Regions from separate parts of the Homo sapiens genome. Here regions 1, 2, 3 and 4 are each linked to region 5. A link is a contact called in ENCODE Hi-C or POLR2A ChIA-PET data. All regions are on one chromosome and are shown on one strand. Each heading gives the region's core, a stretch centred on a gene start or an enhancer-like site at or near the end of the contact. The rest is flanking DNA. Distances are from core to core; before and after follow the strand shown.

Region 1 (4,462 bases), core at 1,619-4,118, 580 kb after region 5:
AGCGGTGGTCACGTAGCCTTCTCTTACTGTTTGTAGACACCCACAATCCAGCTATTTCCTGACAGAAGCAGGTCAGCTAATAGCCTAGACTCAGGGAAGAATGGAATTTCAAGGAATAAGAGAAATAAACTGTAGGGTTTCTCTAGCAAGAAAACTTTGAGTCATGACTTAAAGCTTCCTGTACCATAGGCAAAGTCCCCAGATTCAGGGAACATGTAGGGTGCACTTGACATTTCGACATGAGATTAACCTGGATTTAAGTGGGCTGACTTTCTAGGAGTCTCAGAATAAGATGGCATTCGTGGTGTCCCCCAGGGCTTAATCTGGCCCACATATGCCTTTTGTTTAACACACATTCATGCTAACAGAATAGTTGGCTTAGTCCACAATTTTAAGACATCAAGGCATTTTGCATAAAATATAGATTTCTGGCTCCTCTTGAAGAATGGAAAAGCTGGCAATTCTGGGCCCATATTCTCACATACCAACATTTGGTTGGAGTTGAGTAGTCACTGCCTTAAGAAGGCAGAGAACAGCTGTCCCCTCCTTGCACTCCCCACCCATCCACTTAACTCAAAGCCCCTGGAGGCCTTTGTATTTGTGACTCTTCCTCTAGAATGCAACTGCCACAAAGGCAAGGAATGAGAGCATATGTCCTGAGTGGAGCTCTATCTCCAGTGCAGTTCTGCACAGTACTGGGTTGTGCGTAGGAACTTAATAAATGTTTGCTTAATAACAGAGAATGAATGAACCCAGCTTTGTCAAAGCAAAACAGATCTGCATTTAAATCCAGGCTACGTGATCTTGGGTCAGTGATTGCACTATCTAAACCTCTGTTTTTCTCATCTATAAAGTAGGAATCAAAATATTTGCCTCATAGGGTGGTACGAGAGAATGAATGCAAAGTGCTTAGCAGGACGCCAGCACATAGCGTGCACCCAATAAATATTTGCTGTATGCTTGAAAGAATGTTTAGTCACAGCGTTGTGATCCATGGGCCTTTGGCCGGATAAACTAGAAATTCATTTTATGAAGCCAGCATAAGAATGGTGGTGGACTAGTAAGGAATCACAAATGGTGACAAAAATAGCAGTTCTCATGGCAGTGAGGGATTGCTGGGCAGAGAATGGTGACTTGTTCCTCTCTTAAACTGTTGATGATTGGGGCGATAGCATAATTTACAATGGTAGAGAGAAGGCTCCTAGGTGAATTGTAGAGAGGAAGGTGTGGGTTGTAAGCACAGGCATTGGAGACAGACGGATGTTTAATATGTGCTAGACACTTTGCTAGGCTACTAAATTGTTTCCTCATTACAGAATAAGGGTGATAATACCTACTTTATGGGGTTCCCTCTGATTAGTTAATATATTAATTAATGTAACATACTTAACACACTGGCTGGCACAATAGGATATGCTTAGCAAAAAAATAGGTATATTGATATTAGAGGGAAAACATTTTGAGGTTTATGGTCCTCATTGCAATTCTAGTGTTTTTTGTTTTGTTTTTGTCTTTTTTGTTTTAATGCTCCCGGTTTCCATAGCAGTCCATACTGTTTTTTTATTCCATCACCTTGCTGTGTGACCCTGGGCCACCCGCTTTTCTTCTCTAGGCCTCTGTTTCCTAGAGAGTAAGAGAGTTTCCTTGTGCAGTGGATGCTGTGGTGTGCCACCTAAATCCCACCTTTAAAACAAAGGCATTCAGTGCCCCCAGTGGTTGCAAACATTGCCTGCTGATGGCCCATAAGTAAATTCCTCTTTGAAAATGGCTCTCTTTACCAAAGGTAACTGCCTTATCCAAGGTTACACACAACCTCTCCCTGGAAGCTGGTCTGTGCAGAGATACGAAGGTCAGAGAGGTTAATCTGAGACATCTCTAAAAGGCCAACCCAGATTCAGAACTCCCCCATGGGATCAGCTTAAACCTCTGTTTCATTCTATTCAACTCTCTCTGCCCAGTCCTGTTTCCCTTGGTCCCTTATAGATGTTCCCGAGAGCACTCTCCAAGAAACATCTGGCAAAAATCTCCCTCTATGAGTCTGTTTCCAGGAAACCTGACCAGTGGCATTTTGGGTAATTTCAGCTTCAGTCTGTCTGATCTCAAAATTATTTTGGTTTGTTGTATTTGGGTTAGGTTATAAGGAATTGAGATGCATTACAGAGGAAGATCAAGGATATCTTCCCGTGAAATCCTTAATACAGGCTCTTTAGAAAATTCTCTGATGAGGATCTTAAACTAATGTGAGAGTGGGGCTAATACTTTCAAGAAGGACATGAGGTTTTAAGCAAGTAGCAGATGTCATTTCGAGCTGCTGACAAAGGATTTTGGAGCTTGAGGCACACGTAGTACACAACTCTATTAGACATGACTTTCAAGGACCTACATGGAAACCTGGACATCAAGCCTGCAGGATAGATGTTGAAAACACTCAAGTTTTCTTCCCCAAAGTGCTGCATGCAGATTCTGCTGAGACTGTATCTTCTTGCCAGCAAGAAGCATAGACATTGGCAAATGCTGCCTCGATTTCAGGACTAGGAAATTATGAAAATCAGCTGGGATAGGGAGATCTGGTACTGTCCAAAAGCACCAGCTTTTGCTGGAAGTTTTCTCCCTGACAGCAGGCATTTCCGTGCTTGGAAGGGTGAGAAGAGCTTGCCTTTTACTGCAGAGATGTAGGGATATTGACCAAGGCAGGATGACCCCAGATGTTCCTTCAGTACCCTTCAGAAAGTGAATAGTGTGCTCAGTCCCTCAGAGTGTGGTAAGAGCTCCTCCAAAAACAGTGTGTGCAAAAGGAGTCACAGCTGCAGCTGGTGTTCGCACTGGTGTCCCTGGGGACCTGACACTTGGAGTCATGTGAGTCCTCTGTCTGGCTCAGAAGCAAAGCTGCAGAGCCAAGAAGCTAAATCCATTCTTCACAAATACTCCCATGAGGGGAGGATGCAAAGCAGCCAGGCTAGACTCATAGGAGGCCAGGATGTGGGGATGGTTTTAGGGTCTAAGCAGATGAGCAGAGAAGGAGTCCTTCTTGCAGGTCTAGGTAGAGAACATTTACCGGAAACTCCTGACATATACAGAGGGGTTAAGGATGTGTCTTACAGTCAGAAAATAGACACTTCCTTGGGCAAGGTATTTAACTCTTATGAATTTATATATTCTCCTTCTGTAAAGGGCATTGGCTTTATAAGTTGCTGTGAGGACTCAGTGAGGTCACATACTTGCAGCATGTAGCACAGGCCCTGAGCCTCAGCATGCACTCTGGAGTGATCACTGTCTTTATCTTCATTCTCCAAGGTGGCTGGAGGTGAGAGGTGCAGGCTGGAGCAGTGTGAGCTCTGGGTGCTTTTAGGACAGGTGTCCACCAGGACTCCATTTAGGAGATCCTGCCTGCAACACATAGCAACTTGTGCCTGGAATTGTTATTGTGTCCAGACTGGGTCATCCTCCTGCCTTTGAAGCCTGAATCACTGTCTTTGACAGAAAAGGATTATCTTTCCCTTCAAATATTCCTTAGTAGTTTATTCTAGTCTCTCTTGACTCCAGTGGACATCTAGTTTAAAATAGCAGAAGCGACTAGCGGAGTTATTTTTCTTCATTATTAATGGCATTATTGCAACAAATTTTGATTTATTGAGTGCCTATGTGCTATCTCATTTAATCTTCATTCTCACTACTGAGTGAGGCAGCTTCGTTACACAGAATGAGTTTAAGAAAAAAGAAAAAACGGGGTAGAAGCAACATAGTAGCCAATAAAGCTGGTTCATGAGTACATGTGGGATTCCACCTGGGGATTCCCAGAAATCACTGGAGCATACTCTACAGGACCATGGGTTTTTTTCATGTGGCAAGAGCAGCCACAGTACATGTTAGGAAGTCTTCTGAAATCTCCTAATCCAAGATTTTATAATTTGGTATAAAACATCTTCAATATCCTTCTCCACATCTCTGGGTCAGGATTTCCCTAAGCCAGAGAAAACAAACTTCAATTCTTACCTTTTAACACTCTCCTTGACATGGGAGTTCACCTCTTTAATTAAACCTTTAGGCCAGGCATGGTGGCTCACACCTGTAATACCAGTGTTTTGGCAGGCTGAGTCAGGAGGATCATTTGAAGCCAAGGGTTTGAGATCAGCCTGAAAAACACAGTGAGACCCCATCCCTACAAAAACAAAACAAAACAAAACAAAACAAAATTTGCCAGGCATGGTGGTGTGTGCCTGTAGTCCCAGCTACTCCGGAGGCTGAGGTTGGAGGATCACTTAAGCCTGGGAGGTAGAGACTGCAGTGAACCCTGACGGCACCACTGCACTCCAGTCTGGGTGACAGAGTGAGACCCTGCCTCTAAAACAAAACAAAACAAAACAAGACAAGACAAGACAAGACAAGACAAGACAAGACAAGACAAGACAAAACAGGCTTAGTCCAGGCATGGGGCTGTGAGGGAGAGAAATAGACTGATCTC
Region 2 (4,339 bases), core at 28-2,527, 630 kb after region 5:
CCAGAAAACAAAACTCCCTCTACATGACTGAGGAAAACAACTCAAATTGAAAATGCTTCAGACCATAACAAAGGAAGGGAAGCATTTATCATCCCTCAGAGTTTCATAGTGTAAGACTTTTGGAATCTATTTATTAAGTTACACGTTTCATCCAGACTCGAAGGTAAAATAGCTCCTGGGTAAAACTGTGTCCCAAGGAGTTACTGGATTGGAAGGAAATGGGCATTATTTACTTTATTAAATTCAGTAGAGAAATCCACAAACAGGAACACATTATTTTAAAGATAAATGTGTCTCTACCATCTCATGTACACAGATACTATTTTCCCTAAGAATCTGCCTTCACAGGAAAACCCTGTTACAGCCTACCTAGAAATAATGTCCCCAGAGGAAATGGCCAATGCCCCTTTTCAACACAGACAAGCAAAATTTGTGAATAAACTCTAATAAAAAATTCCTCCGATGCCTTCTTAAGCTTATGCCCAACATTAGATTCACATACACTGCTAGAAATTGCTTCTATTTTTTGAAAAGGGAAGAAGGTATATTTTCTAGATATGTGATTTAATATTATTGGCCTAGAATATACCTTTTCTATAAAATTGTCTGATTTTTGGAATAAGTTCCTTTAATAGTGAAAAGTTATTTTAAAAGTAGAGAATAGGTAATAAAAGCTAAAATTCAATTACACTTGATAGGAACATTTTGTTTGATGGCTTCAATTTTTCTTTAGTTTTAACACTGCATACAGAGATTATTTCTTCTGAGCCAGTTTCTTCTGAAGTGATAGGACACTTCTTCACTTTTCTATATTTCTCATGGGAGAATTAGTTTGAGCTTTATGCAAAGATCCGCAGGCAAGATAGGCACTATCTTGGTAATGAGTTCTTAGTTAAACTAATCACATAGGAGGAGTGAACTGGAATGATCGCAGGCTCTTCTCAAATCTAAAATTTGGGGATTTTATGTTTTTGAGAATAAAACAGTCCAGAATAGTGATAACACAGGAAGCTAGTATAAAGCCCATGAAAGAGCTTCTTCTAAGACTAATTTAGGCCTGTTGAGGGTGACCTGAAAATCACTTAGGAGTGACTCCTAAGTGATTAAAACTATTCTTCACCCTATCAAAGACTAGCTAAAGCAGGTACCTTCCTCTCATGGATAACCTCAGGATGAGGTCAGTAGGAGAAAACTGTAAGAACAGAGAATAAAAAGGTGTCAAAGAGAGGAAGGCAGCCCCAGCAGTTAGTTACTCTTGTGGGTGGCCGTCTACGCAGGAGCCCAGCTGTGAGACAGGCGCCTTATTGTGTGGGATCTTCCTGTTTTTGCAGAATGAAACAACTGCCGAAGTCATTAAAGTCACAATGACTTTATTAGGGACTAACTTTTGACTCATGTTTTATACTTTGTTAGTCATAACTTAAAAAGAATTCCCGGGCATCAGGAAAGTGAAGGGGCTGAAAATTCCTCCTGAAGGCACAGAATGCCTTCAGTGCATTCTGTGCCTTCAGTGGTAGAAAGAAGTCGAAACTGCAGTGGTACAGTTTAGTGAGAAATGAAGTAAACAGAGTCTGTCCCTGTCTTAGCTCTGGCCCTAAGCAAATATGTAATCTTGGGTAAGCTGAATTAACTTCTTGGGGCTCAGTTTCTTTAGTGGTAAAATGGCTAGCTTCTAATCTTCCTTTTGACTTTCAGGAATTTTGCATGGGAAGAAATGAAGACCCAAAGAAGTAAAGCAAATCTAAGTTTTAAATGAAAAAGAAATAAACAGAATGAGGGATATAGTGTGCTTGTCTAAAACTCCTTATGAAACTAACAATTTCCACAATTCTTAACATTTCAGATTATTTGACAATGTGCATCTCATCTCTTCCCTCCTTTTTGTGTTTCCCTATAAACTCTACCAATCATTTGAAACTTGATGTCCAGTTTCTTTATTGACAGGTTTGTCTTATTTGAAAAGCAAGTGCAATTGAATTGAGTTGGTAACATGGTCAAAGAAGTAATAATGGACATGCAATTGTCCATTAACGTCTGCTTAATCAGCTAGTGTTCCATAATGGGTCATCTTAGCAAACAAGTTCTGCTGTACTAACATCTGCAGCAAACCTTTGGTGTGCCAGGGAACAAACACAGTGAGATCATTCTCACTGTCCATGTGCCAAATCAGAAAGAAACTCTTCTAAACATGTTAGAATTGAGTGCTTCTTGTCTTAACTGCTCAGCAACGTAGTAATCAATAGGTAAGTATACAACGAAAAACAAGCATGAATATATCTACCATTATTCTGCATCAAAAATTATGATGAAGCAACAATAGAATCAATTCTACTTGCTAGTTAGAGGACAAGTCTCTGCTCAAGTGACATATTAAAAGGCAAAGCAGGGAAAAACCATTAATGCCTTCATACAGAATTGAAAAATATCAAAAGATCAAACAAATTTGAATATAGCTGCTCTATAACTAATCTCCTAAATGAGATTAGGGCTTGAACAGCTCCCCAAATTATTACATATTTCTTCCTATCTATCTAACCCTTTTCTGCTGTCCATTTTTCTCAGAATTTCTGAAAACTTCTCAAGAGATGATATAACACACATTATTGGAACACTAAAAAATTGACGTTTCCTAGACCCAAAGTGATTCCCATAAGAATGTTTATAGCAATTTCTCATGATCCAACATTCTCTCAACTCTGAAAGTTGCTGCAGTGATGTAATCAAATGGACAAAAGATACTGTAACTATTTATACCTAAAGACTGATACATTCACTATGCATTTTAAACTATATATATAATATTTATAAACTATATTATGTTTCCACATATATAAGGTTGCCAGATTTAGCAAATAAAAATTCGGGGCACCTAGTTAAATTTGAATTTCAGATAAAGAAGAATTTTCTTTATCTTTTTTTTTTTTTAACTGTAAGTATGGTCCTGATATTGCATGTGCAAATAGCCTATGAAGAGATTGGATTTCCAGGCCATACACTCATTATATATGTTAAGTTTAGGGGCACTGTATATTTTTAGATAATTTAAACTTTTCAAAATTTTCTTTTTGACAGAGGACTTTTCTTCCAATGAGAAACGTAAGACCTAAAACTGTTCCTGGAGCATCACAATTTCATTTCATATACTTGATCCTTCCCTTTTAATTTGTCTGTTAATAGAGAAAGACAAAAAAAGGAACTTTGAAGATTTGAGATGATGATCTGATAATTAAATTTAGCAGAAACCTTTTTCAACAGATGACAAAAATCATCATAGTAACTGAGAAAAATCAAGGAATCAAGGTACATTATTCAGTCACTCTTTTGTTTTTCCTTTTAAGCCTTTCTACAACTTTTTCTGTACAGGTATAACGGCTAATATTTAACTGAAAGCTTCTAGAGTCAATTCTAAGGCCACAGGGCATTAATATGATTCCAAAGTAGATGACAAAGGTTTATTTTGAAACATTTCGCAGCTAGAAGCTCTACAACTTATAGTATTTTTCAGCAATCAGAACACTTACTGTGGATCAGACCCACAGACCATCCAGTCTAGTGTCCTTTCCTGACTAGTGAAAAATAACACCTATGTTTTAGGACCTTCATATCTGACATGAAAGTAGTTACACAGAACAGGGAAACTACCACTCAAATATTATACTTTCTTTTCATAACCCTTACGTATTGGTCATGATTCTCTTTAAGAAGTTAATTCCATTTTCAGTCTATAGTACCTCTTAGGTTGTTTTAAATCCTGCCTTATTGAAGTTTCTAATATTTTTTGCAGCTACAAAAATCTATCATAGCTTGTTTTTGAGATTATTACTCTACCCCTTAAAAATACCATGTAGAATACATTGTATTTATTATTAATTGTATTGATTTCAGCTAGTGACTTTCATACATCCCTTGAGGTAAAAGACAATGGAATGCTTCAAAACCTGCCTTGGGAATTGCCACTTCTAGATTAGCGATTTCTCAGGGCTGGGACAGCCTATTAATCTGGCAATTTTCAAGATCAACTCTAGGGCCTATCAAAAAAATAAAAGAAAGCTTTGGACTACATAGATCTATCCTTTCCTTCCCTGAAAGCATATATATTATTATCTGTTTTGATATTTCAGTAATCCCTAAGCTAGAGTATGCACCGGCAAATTGAGGAAAATTTGTAACAGGTTGGAGGTTTGCACACATAAACTATTAACTAAAACTATAAAAGATGAAAATAGTTTCATAACATAAAATAGACATAAATTTCATAGACAGCTATTTCTTATGCAATTTTATCCTATTAAAAAAGGTAGTTGGGCTTGTTATGTATTTTGTGTTTTCCATTATTAGC
Region 3 (4,439 bases), core at 1,275-3,774, 750 kb before region 5:
TCAAGCAATCCTCATGCCCCCAGCTTCAGGAGTAGCTAAGACCACAGGCACATGCCATCATGCCCAGCTAACCTTTTCAATTTTTTGTAGTGACAGGTTCTGTGTATGTTGCCCAGGCATGTCTCAAACTCCTGGTCTCAAGTGATCCTCCCGCCTCCCAGAGTGCCGGGATTGTGGGTGTGAGCTACCATGCCTGGCCTACACGTGTAAACTTTGAGATGCATTTTAGATATCCAAGTGGAATGTTGAGAGGTCAGGTAGAGATTAGAGACCAGAGCTCCAGGGGGAGGTTGAAGCTGGAGATAAACAGAGGGGAGGGCTCAGGATCGTTGTTAAAGACTTGATATAGACCAAAGCTCAGTGAGGACAGTGACTGAGTCTATTTATTCACCTCTATATACCTAGGACAAGCATTCAGTTATGTATATCTAATCAATAAATTAATCTGTGGCTATTGTTGCACAGTGATTGTGATTTAGTACAAAACGAAATCACTAACTGATAATTTGCTTTATTGTTCAAAACAAAAAAAATTGAAATCTGGTATGTAGTTTCTTAGAAATAATTTGCTAATAGGGCTGGGCACAGTGGTGCATACCTGTAATCACAGCACTTTGAGAGGCTGAGGTGGGCCCAGGAGTTCAAGACCAGCCTGGGCAACATGACGAAACCCCATATCTACCAAAAAACAAACAAAAAATAGCCTGACATGGTGGCGCACACCTGTCCCAGCTACCCAGGAGGCTGAGGTGGGAGGATCATCTGAGCCTGGGAGGTTGAGGCTGAAGTGAGACATGATCGTGCCACTGAACTCCAGCCTGGGTGACAGAAAAAAAAAGGAAAAGAAAAGCTTTTATAATAAAGCTTGACACTGAAAAGAATCTTAGAGGCCATTTAATGCAAAGGTTCAAAGTGTGCAGGCAAGGAATGGTAAGGGGAGTGGACAGTTTATTGCAAAGGGTGAGCCCTTGTTTACAGGGGCCACATATTGACAATAAACTGAGTAACAATGTCTTAAATGTAATGGCACCACTCTTGTTAAAGTATATGAAGATGTTGTTGCAATTAATAAAGAGAACATTTTTGTTAATTTCTTGTTATTATGTATTTTCATAACCAGTAGGCTCCAAAAAGACAGCTATCTTTGGAGCAGGGAAAAGCTAGTGCTTATACATTTAAAAAAAAAAAAGAAAGTCTTCATATTGAAAAGAGGAGGAAACACTGATCTAGTCCAAGCTCTTTGTTTTACTGATGCAGAAAGGGAAAGGGAAGGGGATTGAGTAACTTGCATAAATTACACAGTTAACCAACTAACAGCTGAACCTAGATAGACCCTCGGTTTCTTGACCCTGGGCCCAGAGCTCTTCTTACCATCCATGTGACTGTTTATCTTTCAGAACCAACTTTCTTCAGGCCAATAAATGAGGTATTGCCTTAGAACAGAAATCATTTATATTTGGCCATGGAATTATATTAATGATTTATTTTTATAATGATTAATTATGAGAATTATAATTAGACTTTGCTTTAGCTAGTTTCAAAATCCATTTATAATCCCCTAAGCACAGGCCATTTGGCAATGCAAAAGACTAAGTAGCCCAAGAAGGGTTGATGAAAGTATGATTTTTAATTTGCAGTAGATAATTTACCTAATGAGTACTACTTATATAGAAAATTAAGACTTGGTTTTAGTTGCAAACATCATTTTAAGGAAGCTTAGCAGCCTACGTGGAATTTCAGGAGTGGACACATCTGAATATCCACAATTCTTGGTTTATATTCAGGCTGCACAACTTTAGTACCTATATGATGTTGGCCATGCTCACTCACTCCTCCAACCCTCAGTTTACACATCTGCAAAATGAGATACTTCTTTTCCAGTGTTGCTGTGGACATTAGCAGGCACACACATTTGGTGCTTGCACAAATGAGGTCCTAAGAGGTGGGTCCCTCTCATCTTACGTGAGGAAACTGAAGCAGATTAGAAATGACCCAAGGAAACCACTCCGAGTTCAGTCTGGAGCCCACTCCCCTAGGTTTTAATCATCCCCCAACTCAGTCCCTATCTGCTGAGGTTCCTGGATCCAGACGGTTCTTACCAAGGAACTGTCTGTCCCCACCACATGGATGGTTTTCCTGGCAGAGGTGTGCCCTGTGAGGGGGTCACTGCTCCTGGGGTTGGCATCGTGAGGCTGAGCCTGCAGGCTGCACAAGTATGTTCCACTGAGAGGCTGCCCTGGTGACTCCATTACTCACGCATCCCTGCCACACAGTGCAGCTGGGCCGTGGCCCCAGCACAGGGTTCATTTACATAGCTGCACAACAGGAAGCAGTCTAGTGTTTAGAGCTGCCCTGGCCCACTGAGAGCAAATTGTTTCAGGTGCTGTGGTGTGGGTTCTGGAACTGTGGGCTGTGCCTTTGGCGTCCACGTTAGCATCAGGAAGCAGTAGCCTTCTACTGCAACATTCTCCCTGCCTGCTGCTTGGTTCGGGGGTTGGGATTTTTGTTTTGCTTTGGTTGTTGTACACTCTCACGCTTGGCAGGCACAACCGGAAGAAGAGGTGGGCGTTGTGTCAGGCTGGGAGGGAGTGCCTTTGTGGAGCCAGGGTTCCTAATGAACAGACTCCTAGTTCTTCTCCCACAGTTCCTGCAAGTGAAATGGCAGATGTATGAGTCACTTCATAAGATGGGAACAGGAAGACATCCTGTTGATGCCAAGCCATTTTCAGTTCAGTGATGAGAATCTACCCCCCGCAAGAAAGTGTGTTTGTATCTTCCTCCTTTCCCCAGTGCAGAGGGGGTCAGCACCTGGCTCTTTCCCTTGTGAGAACTCCTCCACTTGGTTTAGCGCCCAGGAAATCAGCCCTGTCTTTCATTTGCATCTGTTATGTTATCAGAAGATCCTCTTTGCCAAAGATACTTTCTGTCTGAACTATTTTTAAAAAAATATTTTCCCTTGTTTTTTCCTTCTTTAGAATAATATTGTACTCTGTGATGGTTTAGGATTTTCTTTCATGGAAGAATTTTTTTATGTTTTTCTCACAGGAGCTTCACTGTTGTTAGTGAAGATCACTCAGAAATTATAGTATTTACAGTGATTCTCTGCCCCTTTTAATTGAATTCTCATAGTTCCTTTCTTAAATTATTTGGTATTCTTTATAATCATTATAAGAGGTCACATTTATTGAATGTTTGGAGGCAGGCACAATTTTAAGCACTTTACATATGCATTTCATCCTCAGATAGTTCCATGAGATGTAGAGACTGTTGCCACTCCCATTTTTGCAGATGAGGACGCAGGCTCCAATTAAGCAACTCCAAAAGTCACACAGTTAAATGGCAAGAACCAGAACTTAAGCCCTGTTCCTAATAACTCCCTTTGCCAGCATTCACTCAAAGTGTGATCAGCAGAACAATGATCTCATGAGATGTTCCTCGGAAAATATTTTTATGTGCAAATAATTTGGGGAAATGCTGCAAGCCACAAGCCTCTTGCCAGATCATAAATGTATCTTAGTGCAGGAAAGACCCTGAGAAGTCTTGCGTGAAAGAAGTCTGCTTATCATTGTGTGAACTAGGGCTTTCCAAAATACATGGCATGGAACCCATTTCAATATATACCTATTAAATTGTAATACATCTGAGGCCAGGCGCGGTGGCTCATGCCTGTAATCCCAACATTTTGGAAGGCCAAGGAGGGTGGATCACCTGAGGTCAGGAGTTTGAGACCAGCCTGACCAACAAGATGGAACCCCATCTCTACTAAAAAAAATACAAAATTAGCCAGGCGTGGTGATGCATGCCTGTAATCCCAGCTACTCTGGAGGCTGAAGCAGGAGAATTGCTTGAAGTCAGGAGGCAGAGGTTACAGTGAGCCGAGATCACGCCATTGCACTACAACCTGGGTGACAGAGTGAGACGCTGTCTCAAAAAAGAAAATAAAAAGAATAAATAAATAAAAATTGTAATACATTTTAAGAAACACCATACTAGTCTAAGAAAGCAACTAGAGCCAGACCCTGTAGTGTGCCTGTAGTCCTAGCTACTCAGGAGGCTGAAGCTGGAGGATTGCTGGAGCTCAGGAGTTCAAGGCTGCAGTAAGCTACGATCCTGCAACTGTACTCCAGCCTGGGTGACAGAGCAAGGCCCCATCTCTACAAATCATAAAGAAGGCAACATAATGTGATGGCTAGATACAAGGGCTTTGGAGCCAGAGAGTACGTAGGTTCAAGTCCCATATCTGCTACTCCCTAGGTAAGTTATTTAGCTTCCTGTGCTTCACTTCCCCCATCTGTGTAGTGGGGAAAATATAGCACTCTTGCATAGGGTGACTGTGAGGGGTAAATTAGTGCGTCTAAAGGACCTGGAACACCGTTGTGCACATACAGAAGTAGTCAGTGTTCTAAATGTAGCAGAAGGAGTCAAAACATTTACCACTG
Region 4 (4,898 bases), core at 1,277-3,776, 610 kb after region 5:
GATTTATTGAGCATCTACTGTATGTAACACTATGCCTGATTTCATCTTTGGCTGTCTATTGTTAGCTCCATTTAATGATGAGAACATTTAAGCTCAAAAATTTAAGCAATTTGCCCAAATCCCCACAGGTAGGAAGGTACAGGAAAAGACTTGGAACACAGGTTTGTCAAACTCTGCTTTTTCCAGTGTACTCTACTCCTTTGGCAAGAAAATCAAGTAGATCCATATTTCACAAGTAATTTCAATAAAAAGGGTTCTACTTGTGTCTTGGGTCATTAGCTCAACAAACATCACCGGTTCTCCTTTCGCTTAGGGCTGGTATAGTGTTTGTTGGTGAAGAATACAAAGGTTAAAAAAAGAGACCAGGCAAAAAACATTGTTCTGTCTTGGAGAGGGTTCAGTGCTGGGTGGGGAGACATCTGAGAACAGATTATTGCAATTAAGTGAGAAAAGCTGAAAGTTAAATTGCCTAGAGTGTGCATTCTTCTGATCTTCCTGTTAATTGAAATTTTACATCATCAACATCCAGATTGATGCAACAAATGTCTGAGCATGAACGCTGTGCCAGGAGGAGAAAGTACTAGGCATGGTTTCTGCACTCATGAAGGGTCTAGTTAGCTTGGATGCCTGAGGTCTGACCTGGTTCTTGAGATTTCCGTATAGGAAACTAGTGAAACTGTGCAGTTTCATCTTACCTAAAAGTTAGTTAGAAGTCAGCCAGTAAGATAAAACCAGGATATAACAAAATTTACTGTTTAAAATAGCTATATTGGGCATAATATGCTGTCCATGATGAGTTCACAATGAATATCTGAAGACAGTGGGGGTGAAAGAACACCTCAGCTGCAGGCATGATTCTCTGTTTTGGAGCGGTGGATCTCTACTCCAATTGCACGTTAAGATTACCTAGGGAGAGACTGGGTGCAGTGCCTTGTGCCTATAATCCTAGCACTTTGGGAGGCTGAAGTGGGCAGATTGCCTGAGCTCAGGAGTTCGAGACCAGCCCGGGCAACATGGTGAAACCCCATCTCTACTAAGATACAAAAAATTAGCCAGGTGTGGTGGCATGCACCTGTAGTCCCAGCTATATGGGAGGCTGAGGCACAAGAATTGCTTGAATCTGGGAAGTAGAGGTTGCAGTGAGCCGAGATCATGTCAGTGCACTCCAGCCTGGGGGAAATTTTTAAAATCTGATGCCCAGGGCTTTGCCCAAGATCAATTCAATCAGAAATCTGGGAGGAGGATGGGCCCCAAACAAGTGTTTTTAAATATATGTATTTCCCACATGATTCTTATTTGCAATAAGGGTTAATTAAGAACCTCTTCTCAGTAGAAAACAAACCTGCAAATATTTCTAGCTCTGGGCATTGTAAAACTCACACCTCTGGCTATTGTAAGCAATTTATTTTGCTCCTTTTCAAACTCTCAGAGATGGTGAGGCACAATCAGATATCAGAGATGATGGAAAATGTTGGAAATAGCTCTGCAACTAGCAGGCAAGCTGGTTCTGAAATGTCGGCTCATCTTAATTTCAGCTGTGTTTAGAGAAGACCATCTTACTGGTTCACAGAGCACTCCCTTGTGGCTAAATTATTATGGGCCAACACCGATTCTTGTTTGCAACCTTCTGCAACAAACACACACATAAACACACACACACACACACACACACACACACTCTTCTCAGGATAAAATATTTTAAAATGCTGACTTTAAGATTTCAACAAAGCATTAAGTATTTTTCTTATATATAAAAAGTTCTTTCCAGAAAGAAAATCCTAGCCATATGACCAACAAGAGGCTGCATGGATCACTGAGAAAACCCTGAGTGTCCACCCATGCTCTGTGGGTTGTGGTTTAAGATGACTCTTTGGACCTCAGATTCTTCATGTGTCAAATGAATCAATGGGACTCTCTGACTGCATTATACTAATGTTCTATAATCTATGATTCACTTTTCTAGAGGACTCAGCCAAGTTGGGGATTCCCTTATTTATCTAGTAGATTAAACTCTTCAGACTCTTAAAGAGGTAGAAGGAAATAGTTCGAGATGAGCAAAGTGGTTTTGTTTTGTTTTCCTTCCTCAACCCCCTTCCTGCATCATTGAGCTGGGTGAACAGTTGCTAAGAAAAAAGCGAAATGTTCCAAACTAGGGGACTTTTTGGACATAGATTCTGAAACTTCAGTTGTGATGTTGGCTGGACACAGTGGTTGGCTTTCTTTGTGGGGAATGGCACAAGAGAAGAGAAAGATCTGCTTTTCATATGTCAGAACTAATTGTGAAATAAGTGGGCCTACAGACTAATCTAATCATGCTTTTCTTTATTCACCTCATATAAAAGTCTCTTTAGAATGCATTTGAACACAATATATAATAATAATACTATAACATACATTGTGAGAAACATTTGAAAATGATAAAATGTCCACCTGAAACAATGCAGTGTTCATAGACATACATTGGTCATGCACATTTGTGCCATTTTCTGTAATTACTGAGTCACAATGCTGAACTGAAAGCATGAAACATATTTTACAAACTGAAACTGACATCAGTAAGAGGCCTAACAAGTGTTATCAGAAGAGGCTTCACATTTGCGTAATTTGCTACATCAGTTCACATTTTATTATAAAAATTCACATTGTTTTATTGTTTTCTTTTGTAATGAACTGGAACATGACATTCCTGCTTAATGGCAGGCAGGAGGCTACCTCTTCAAAGTCAGTAGTTCGGGAGCATTCAGAAGAATCATCTGTGAGCAAATGTAGTGTTTCCTTTTGAACCAAAGCCACAATGATAGTAGGATCCAGTTATAACCCAACTCATGCCCACATAGATTTGGATAGAACCTGGGTAAAAACTACATCCCATTGCCCCCTGCCCCTATCAAGCTATACAAAAGTAAAAGCTCAGTATAAACCATTTAGTATCTAATGTGAGAATATTGTTTCCAAAACTGGTTCATAAAGGGGTTGTGCAGAAGTAGCAACTCAGGCAGGGAAAGGGCAGACCCTTTGAACAAAAGCCCACCCCTGTCCTCTCTGCCAAGGGGGCCATATGTCTCTACTAAGTGACGTTTGGGTTATATAATACACAATACAAAACATTACAAGAAAAAGTCGTAACTCTTAGGCAGAGTTTTCTACACAAATTTAACACCACCATTGGCAGGCAATGTTAGATATATAAATTAATAACTTACAAAACATTACATTATATACATTAAGTAATAAATACACGGTTATAAACAGGAATGGAGGTGTTAGCGCAGAAGGCAGTGCAAGAGAAGGACGGCAGCATTACATTGAAAACAGCCTAACGGGGTGAAGAGAGGAGGTAGGGAACAGGGCCAGGGACTGTACAACTCCTGTGGGGGGCAGGGTCCAAGACACAGCAGGGCACACTGCTGAGTTCTATGCAGACTCTCACGGTGAACGACACCACTGCTCCTTTCTACCCCCTAATTTGTTCAATTTTATTCTGTTTACAGCAAAAAGTTAAAAGTACTGTTGGAGGCAGGCAAACAGAGAGAAGTTTTAAGAGTGACTGTGGAGTTGGACTGGACAACAGGGGAAGGAAGTAAAATGTGGTTAGAAGTGTATCCTTTCTGTCTGTTTGCAAAAGTAACTGTAGTAAAGTGAAGGATATTGCCCAAGAAAGAAGGAAGACTATTTTCTTTCCCTTTTCCAGAAAGAGTCAAAAAAGTTTGTCAACTTTGAAAGCTTATCTGTGTAGAAGTTGATACTAAACTCCAGGTATTCAACAGGCATTTTAAAGACATGAAAATGTTTTACAAAAAAGGCACACAGGTTGGCAGACAAAGGGACAAGTGAGAAGATTCATAAATGAAGTTATTAGTCAGTGAGTTCAGTCACTGTCGGGGATAAGTTCCCGAAACTTAGTGCAGAATGATCTCTCAGTTTTGTGTCTTCCATTTTCAAGCCATGTGTCTTGATCAGAATCGGCCCCCAGCAACAGCTTCAGCCCTCTCCACCAAGCTTGCCATCAAGGCAAGTCAACCGTGGGATTTCCTGAGCTGCTATTTGCTTCCTGGTCTTGCTTTCTGACTCCAAACTCAAGTAACTGAAAGGCCAGGTGGCCCTTGTCCTGTGCAGGTCTTGGCCCCCATGGTGGGCTGGCCCTACCACATAGCTGGCATGCTCATCAAGGATAGAATGTTCATCTCCACAGGGAGAGGGGGATTATGTATCCACGGGGGACTTGTCTTCTGTTGCAATGTCTATGTCAGTCTCTCCCAGGGAATCTCTGTTTTCTGGATCAATCACACAAAGCGTCTTTGTGCTGCTGAAATAGCTGTGTCCCTCTCCCTCCTTCTCAGGTCCTTCAGAATCTTCCTCATCGAGAGTCAGTTCAAACTGAAACTTCTCCATCAGACCCTGGCAGTCCCTGTTCTGCTCGTCCAGTGGTGGTGAGGGACTTTGAGGTATCATGCTCTGATACCAGTTCCTGTTATCTTCTAAGGTATCGAGAATGTCCTGAGCATCAGGCTGTACCAAATCTGCCCATGTCTCCCACAATGGATGGACAATGTAGTCGATGAAACCAACCTGGAGAAAAATAAGATGACACATCTGTTATTGTGATGGTGCTTGAAAAGTAAACAAGGTTTCCTGGTTTCCATGCAAAGAAAGAACATTAATAACTTCAGAAAGATCAATCATAATGGATTCCATGATTTGGGCACTCACAATACAGTGGGTCTTACACTGAATGCAATCGATGTATTCTCTCTTAATCCTGGAAGGTAAGTATTGCTGTTTACTATTTACAAAGGCAGAAACTACGACTTATTGAGATTAAATATCTTGTCAGAGGTCACATAACTAGTGACTGGTGGAGCTGGGACTCAGTCCCAGCTTCATCTGATTCCAAAGCC
Region 5 (4,873 bases), core at 18-2,517:
GCTTTTGAGCTACAAGTAATTTATAAGTAACTTATGAACACTTTCCTAGCCTAACAGCATGTTCTCATCAAATAGTTTCTTAAAAAGGAAAAGAAAATGATTTGGTGTTAATATGTTAAGAACAAACAGGAAAAACAATAGTAGTACCAACTGTCTGCCTCCCTTGAGCCTATACGGTTAGTCCCAAGGTCAGAGTCTCAGCATCTTATTCTACTTCAGAATGGACGTGACAAACATTAGACATCAAGTCAATAAACCTTCTTGGACCAGGACATAGTTACTGGGCCCTAAGTTTTGTTTGTTTGGTTTATTCCTAGAAGTAGTGAGGGAACAGAGAGGGGTCATGAAATGAACTAAGCATATACACTCCAGCAGGACCAATGTGAGACCAAAGGTCAGAAGAGGATCAAGGCTTTCACAGTGTTTCTCTTCCAGTTTCTGTCAGGAAGAAGTCAGCTCTTCACTGGTACTCTCCTATCACCAGTTTCCTCAGAGGAGCTGGGGGTGGCGCTTATTACTTTCTTCTTGGAACTCTTTTACTTAAAAAGACCATTTAATCAAAGAAGAAATCAAAATAATTCTCTGGCTCTTACTACTGATCAGCACAGTGATCTCTGGTCCACTGTATATTTTAAACGGAAACACTATCTGAACCTCAAACAATTGGTATGCCTTTTTCTTCTCTTTTTCTTGGAGAGAAAAACAAATATTTCTGTAGAATATTAATATACAGGTTGATACCGGCTTTATCTTTTCTCATTATTCAAGGTTATTATGCTATCAAAGAGAACTTAAATATTCAAAACAGTGCACTTGTTACCTTACATCAAGGTATTTTGCAATGATCTGTATATCTCATGTGAAACTGCAGGGTTTTGACCTAAGAGTTAACATAAATACTTGTATCTAGGCATCAACCCAACTAGACAAGACAGGAAAAGAGATGCTACTGAAAAAGAACAAATTTCTTACAAGAAATAGTCACTGTTGACAGTAGGCTTTATTAAAATTACTTTTTAGTGATGTCCAATCACTTTGTATTCTGTTAGTATATATGTATGCTGATGTTATGTTTGTCTCATGTGTTATCATTTTTTACTTTCTGCTCTGGAAGTTTAATAGAAACCCAAACGGAATTTCCCAAGTCACTGCAAGAAAGTGTCCCTTATTATGAAGAAAGAGAAATGTTTCTCTGGTTGCTTACCATTTTGATTAGCAGTGCTTACAGTGCCATCTTCTTTCTCAGACTGGCTGTTACTACTGTTTGATGCAGTTGGGGGAGGGGATGGTGCTCGACTAGATGCAGCACTTTCACTTTCGTCTAGAAGACGATCCATGTAATCCCTTAAAATTAATAAAACAATTTTTATATTAAAAAGAGCTGAAAATTAAAAATTAGTTGAGGTTAAATTCAGAAGGCTTTCTTAACAAATATATCCTAATATTCACTTAACATTCATTCCAGTGCTTCATCTATCATACCAGGATCTGAATATTTAAATGAAAAGCTCCTTTTGGTTACATGTTTATAGGAAAAATGCATAACGGCTTTAAAGTAACAAATTTTAGAGACCCATAGGAAATTTTAAAGCTTGTAAAGTTGTAGGCAGGTGCTCAGAGTGGCCCAACTAGAACTGGAAGATCTCTTAACTGAAGTGATAGGGGTGATGTCTAGTAAAAGTACAAAAGAATTTCTGTACAAACATAGATTGAATTTTAAAGCTCCTAAAGGCGATACCTAAAAGACAAATTTGAGCCTAACAAAAAGGACTGATTACCTCCTAAAACCTTCCTGGATATTTTTGGTATTATATTTCTGCCAGATCTGAGCTATAAGATGCTAACTAAATTCCTGGGATTATCTGCTGGTTTTATCCTGTCACTTTCTCATTGTATGTGAGCTCATTTCTTCTCTAAATCATTCCTGAACTACGTAACTGTGGTTAAGTGACATTGGTGAGCAGATCTGGGATAGAGATTTGTCTCTCTCAGGTTTAGTGTATCACCTACAAAATGTAGATAAATCATATGTCTAACACACATGGTTATTGTATTATATATGTACATAAAAATGTTTCATAATCCAAAAAGTGCTACTAAACCACTAGAATAAAAGTCAGCCAACTATAGCCTGTGGGCTGGCCATCTGTTTTTTGTAAATAAAGTATTATTGGAACCCAGCCACACACCTTTGTTTACATAGTGTCTATGACTGCTTTCCTGCAACAACTGCACAACTGAGTAGTGTGATTAAGTCCTTTCTTACTACAGAGCATAAAATATTTATTCTCTACCTGTTACAGAAAAAGTTTGCTGATACTAGATACTGCACTAGAATTCCCCAAGGTCAGGAATTTTTAGTCTACTTTGTTTATACCTGCACCACTGGTACCTAAGTTGTGCAAGGCACAGAACAGAAAGAAACTCAATAAAATTCTAATTGTGTTATTTATCTTAAAATTCCTTCAGCATAAGTATGATAGAAATATTAAGACAAATCTCTTAGAATTTTGTGAGCAGGGTAAATAAGAAGGAAACAGTGGAAGCTCTGAGGAATTTTCTGAAAGTCTGTGTTAATAGTCTATAATATGCTATTAATTGTAGTTATCTCAACCTATATGGTCATCACTGTCTCCTAGGTTATAGGGATTTAACAAATATAGGGATGTGATACCTGACTTCAAGAAACTTCTAATAGTCTGAGGTATAAAACTAATACATATCTCAGAAATGTATATGACCATGACCTATGCAATTTACATTCTATGCCTTATTTTCCTCATCTATAAATGAAGGGAATTCAATTAGATGGTCTTGAATACCTATAAATCTATATAGAATTAAATTAGATGGTCTTGAAGACTTCTTCAGCTTTATGCTACTCATCATAATTATAGAAAAATTACATAACAAATTTGAAGCACACAGAAATAAGTGTGGTGAGTCCCAAAGGGACTTCAGGTGCTAAGGCTAACAGAAGACACATGATGAGGAATTGTTGGAAATAAATACGTTATAGTGGGAATGGATAATATGAAGGAAGTTAAAAGCCAAAGCAAGGCCGGGTGTGGTGGCTCACGCCTGTCATCCCAGCACTTTGGGAGGCCGAGGCAGGTGGATCACCTGAGGTTGGGAGTTTGAGACCAGCCTGACCAACATGGAGAAACCCTGTCTCTACTAAAAATACAAAATTAGCCGGGTGTGGTGGCGCATGCCTGTAATCCCAGCTACTCGGGAGGCGGCGGCAGTAGAATCACTTCAACCCGGGCGGTGGAGGTTGCAGTGAGCCGAGATTGCGCCACTGTACTCCAGCAGCCTGGGCAACAGGTTGAGACTCCGTCTTTAAAAAAAAAAAAAAAGCCAAGGCAAAGGAAACAAGAGTTGATATCAAAATTATTTTTAATTTCTGGATATAGTCATAATTCTGTGAAAGGATAGTAATTATTATTATCATTGTTTCCTAAAGATTAATAGCATCCAGAATATTCAGGAAAGGGCAGAATCAGACAAACCATCCAGAAAGTTGAAGCAGCATTCAGGTAATCAAAGTTATGCTGAGTTAATGTTTAGTTTTTGGAAAAATTATTTGGAAAGCTGAGTATTCTACAATGAAATCTCCAATAAGGTTCCCAATTCTTCCAGGTAGTAAATAGGGACAATGTGTAGCAGAATCTTTCAAAGGCTGTTTGTAGGCAGAAAAGGGGAAAATGTGTTTCATCCTGGTGAACAAATGACTTTCAGGATAATGTGCTCTGAATTATGGATTTTGACCTAAAAAGAAGGATGAGAAAATTCACTCAAATTTCTCTCTAAACACATTAGCTTAATGTTTTATGAAGTCACTTAAAGTGCAGCTATTAACAGAAAGAGATGGTAATGGAAGCAAACCAGAAAAATTTATCCCCATCTGGAAAGAAATGTAGTTTGGTCACTGCTTCTTACAGAAGACATAACACAGCTAAAAGGGAAGAGTCTCAGTAAAAAAGTATGATTCTTTCAGTTAAATAAACTTTATAAAAAAAAAACAACCCAGTGGGGCTACAACTGAAGCCTACAAAACCATGGTATTCCTGCCTAAGGGAAAAAACACATTAGTTCACGTCATACCATTATACCAGGTGACCACTATTAAGATATTGTTTATTTTTAACTGTGGCCACTCTACCTAAAGAATATTTAACCTTAAGAGTCATTAAAGTTACAGATAAAAGTATCTTCAAAAAGTTTTCAGAAGCTATGGGGAGATCAATAGAGAAATTAGAACATTTGGTGGCACATCCCTACCTAACCTGTTGATCTTGACATCACAGAGGACCAACTAAGCCAGCCCACACTTTGGTGATGCTTTCTGAAAGAGAAAACTGGATGAACCATGGGTCTGACCCAGCATGGCCATTCTTATGTTGTTACTGCTGATGATTACAGACTGAATGTAGCTCACGTGTGAACATTATTTCTGAAATGGTTGAAAAAAATAAAAGATGTTACTATTGCTTTTCCCTATATAATACCTTGAAAATCATGACTATTTTAAGATATATCTGCAGACTAGATGCTGTATCTAATTCTATATTATTATGCTTGAATACTACCAATGGAAAAAAAATTAACTATAAATTTAACATTAAGCAATTAGATAAAATTTGCAATACTGCTATTTATGAAATTCCACTTTAGCAATCACCAGCTTTGAATAATGGGGGATGATGTACACACTCCATTGTCCCATGATTTCCAAGGGTGAATCATACCCATTTATTCTCTTTCAGATTGTTTTACTGTGGGCTTTAGAGCATTTGACCTTCTAAGGAAGTGACCAGCAGAGATACCTACCTATAAATGAACTTGATCAAGAAACAGTGCAGTTTAGGAG

Evidence for each region. Hi-C counts contacts between places; a loop is a spot of excess contacts on that map. ChIA-PET counts read pairs that join two places held with the same protein, here RNA polymerase II (POLR2A). Pooled maps may share reads with other maps.
Region 1: a pooled map shows a loop between it and region 5 (5-fold over the local background). The contact joins two enhancer-like sites. A Hi-C loop is called at or near these places in 3 of 37 single-sample maps with no recorded cell type and 4 of 50 pooled maps.
Region 2: a loop to region 5 is called in a pooled map, with 5 times the contacts of the local background. The contact joins two enhancer-like sites. A Hi-C loop is called at or near these places in 2 of 50 pooled maps. POLR2A ChIA-PET finds 5 or more read pairs at or near these places in 2 of 52 experiments (GM10248 and activated B cell).
Region 3: a map with no recorded cell type shows a loop between it and region 5 (5-fold over the local background). The contact joins two enhancer-like sites. A Hi-C loop is called at or near these places in 6 of 37 single-sample maps with no recorded cell type and 3 of 50 pooled maps. POLR2A ChIA-PET finds 5 or more read pairs at or near these places in 1 of 52 experiments (T-cell).
Region 4: a loop to region 5 is called in a pooled map, with 6 times the contacts of the local background. The contact joins two enhancer-like sites. A Hi-C loop is called at or near these places in 4 of 37 single-sample maps with no recorded cell type and 3 of 50 pooled maps.

Annotation. Positions count from the first base shown.
Region 1 is chr1:66,400,782-66,405,243 of GRCh38, reverse strand. No RefSeq gene overlaps it. Among named protein-coding and RNA genes, the nearest start is that of SGIP1, 130 kb to the left of the region's middle. RefSeq lists enhancers at 3,738-3,867, 3,998-4,047, 4,138-4,217, 3,709-4,462. Within about 2 kb of position 2,868, at least 11 of the 41 ENCODE cell types and tissues checked have a DNase peak (open chromatin) inside an H3K27ac peak, as active enhancers do.
Region 2 is chr1:66,347,254-66,351,592 of GRCh38, reverse strand. All of the region lies in intron 8 of PDE4B (phosphodiesterase 4B), which reads right to left. Among named protein-coding and RNA genes, the nearest start is that of SGIP1, 180 kb to the left of the region's middle. RefSeq lists an enhancer at 1,315-1,364. Within about 2 kb of position 1,277, at least 24 of the 41 ENCODE cell types and tissues checked have a DNase peak (open chromatin) inside an H3K27ac peak, as active enhancers do.
Region 3 is chr1:67,734,361-67,738,799 of GRCh38, reverse strand. The region is part of intron 2 of GNG12 (G protein subunit gamma 12); the gene reads left to right. Among named protein-coding and RNA genes, the nearest start is that of GADD45A, 51 kb to the right of the region's middle. RefSeq lists an enhancer at 2,575-2,654. Within about 2 kb of position 2,524, at least 36 of the 41 ENCODE cell types and tissues checked have a DNase peak (open chromatin) inside an H3K27ac peak, as active enhancers do.
Region 4 is chr1:66,371,984-66,376,881 of GRCh38, reverse strand. It overlaps PDE4B (phosphodiesterase 4B), which reads right to left. Exons shown (of 17, transcript NM_002600.4): 17 at 2,308-4,569. The coding sequence ends at 4,204. Among named protein-coding and RNA genes, the nearest start is that of SGIP1, 160 kb to the left of the region's middle. RefSeq lists enhancers at 2,426-2,605, 3,552-3,601, 3,972-4,061. Within about 2 kb of position 2,526, at least 8 of the 41 ENCODE cell types and tissues checked have a DNase peak (open chromatin) inside an H3K27ac peak, as active enhancers do.
Region 5 is chr1:66,978,250-66,983,122 of GRCh38, reverse strand. MIER1 (MIER1 transcriptional regulator) reads right to left here. Exons shown (of 14, transcript NM_001077700.3): 13 at 1,205-1,344. It also overlaps a transcript of SLC35D1 not described here. Among named protein-coding and RNA genes, the nearest start is that of MIER1, 56 kb to the right of the region's middle. Within about 2 kb of position 1,267, at least 9 of the 41 ENCODE cell types and tissues checked have a DNase peak (open chromatin) inside an H3K27ac peak, as active enhancers do.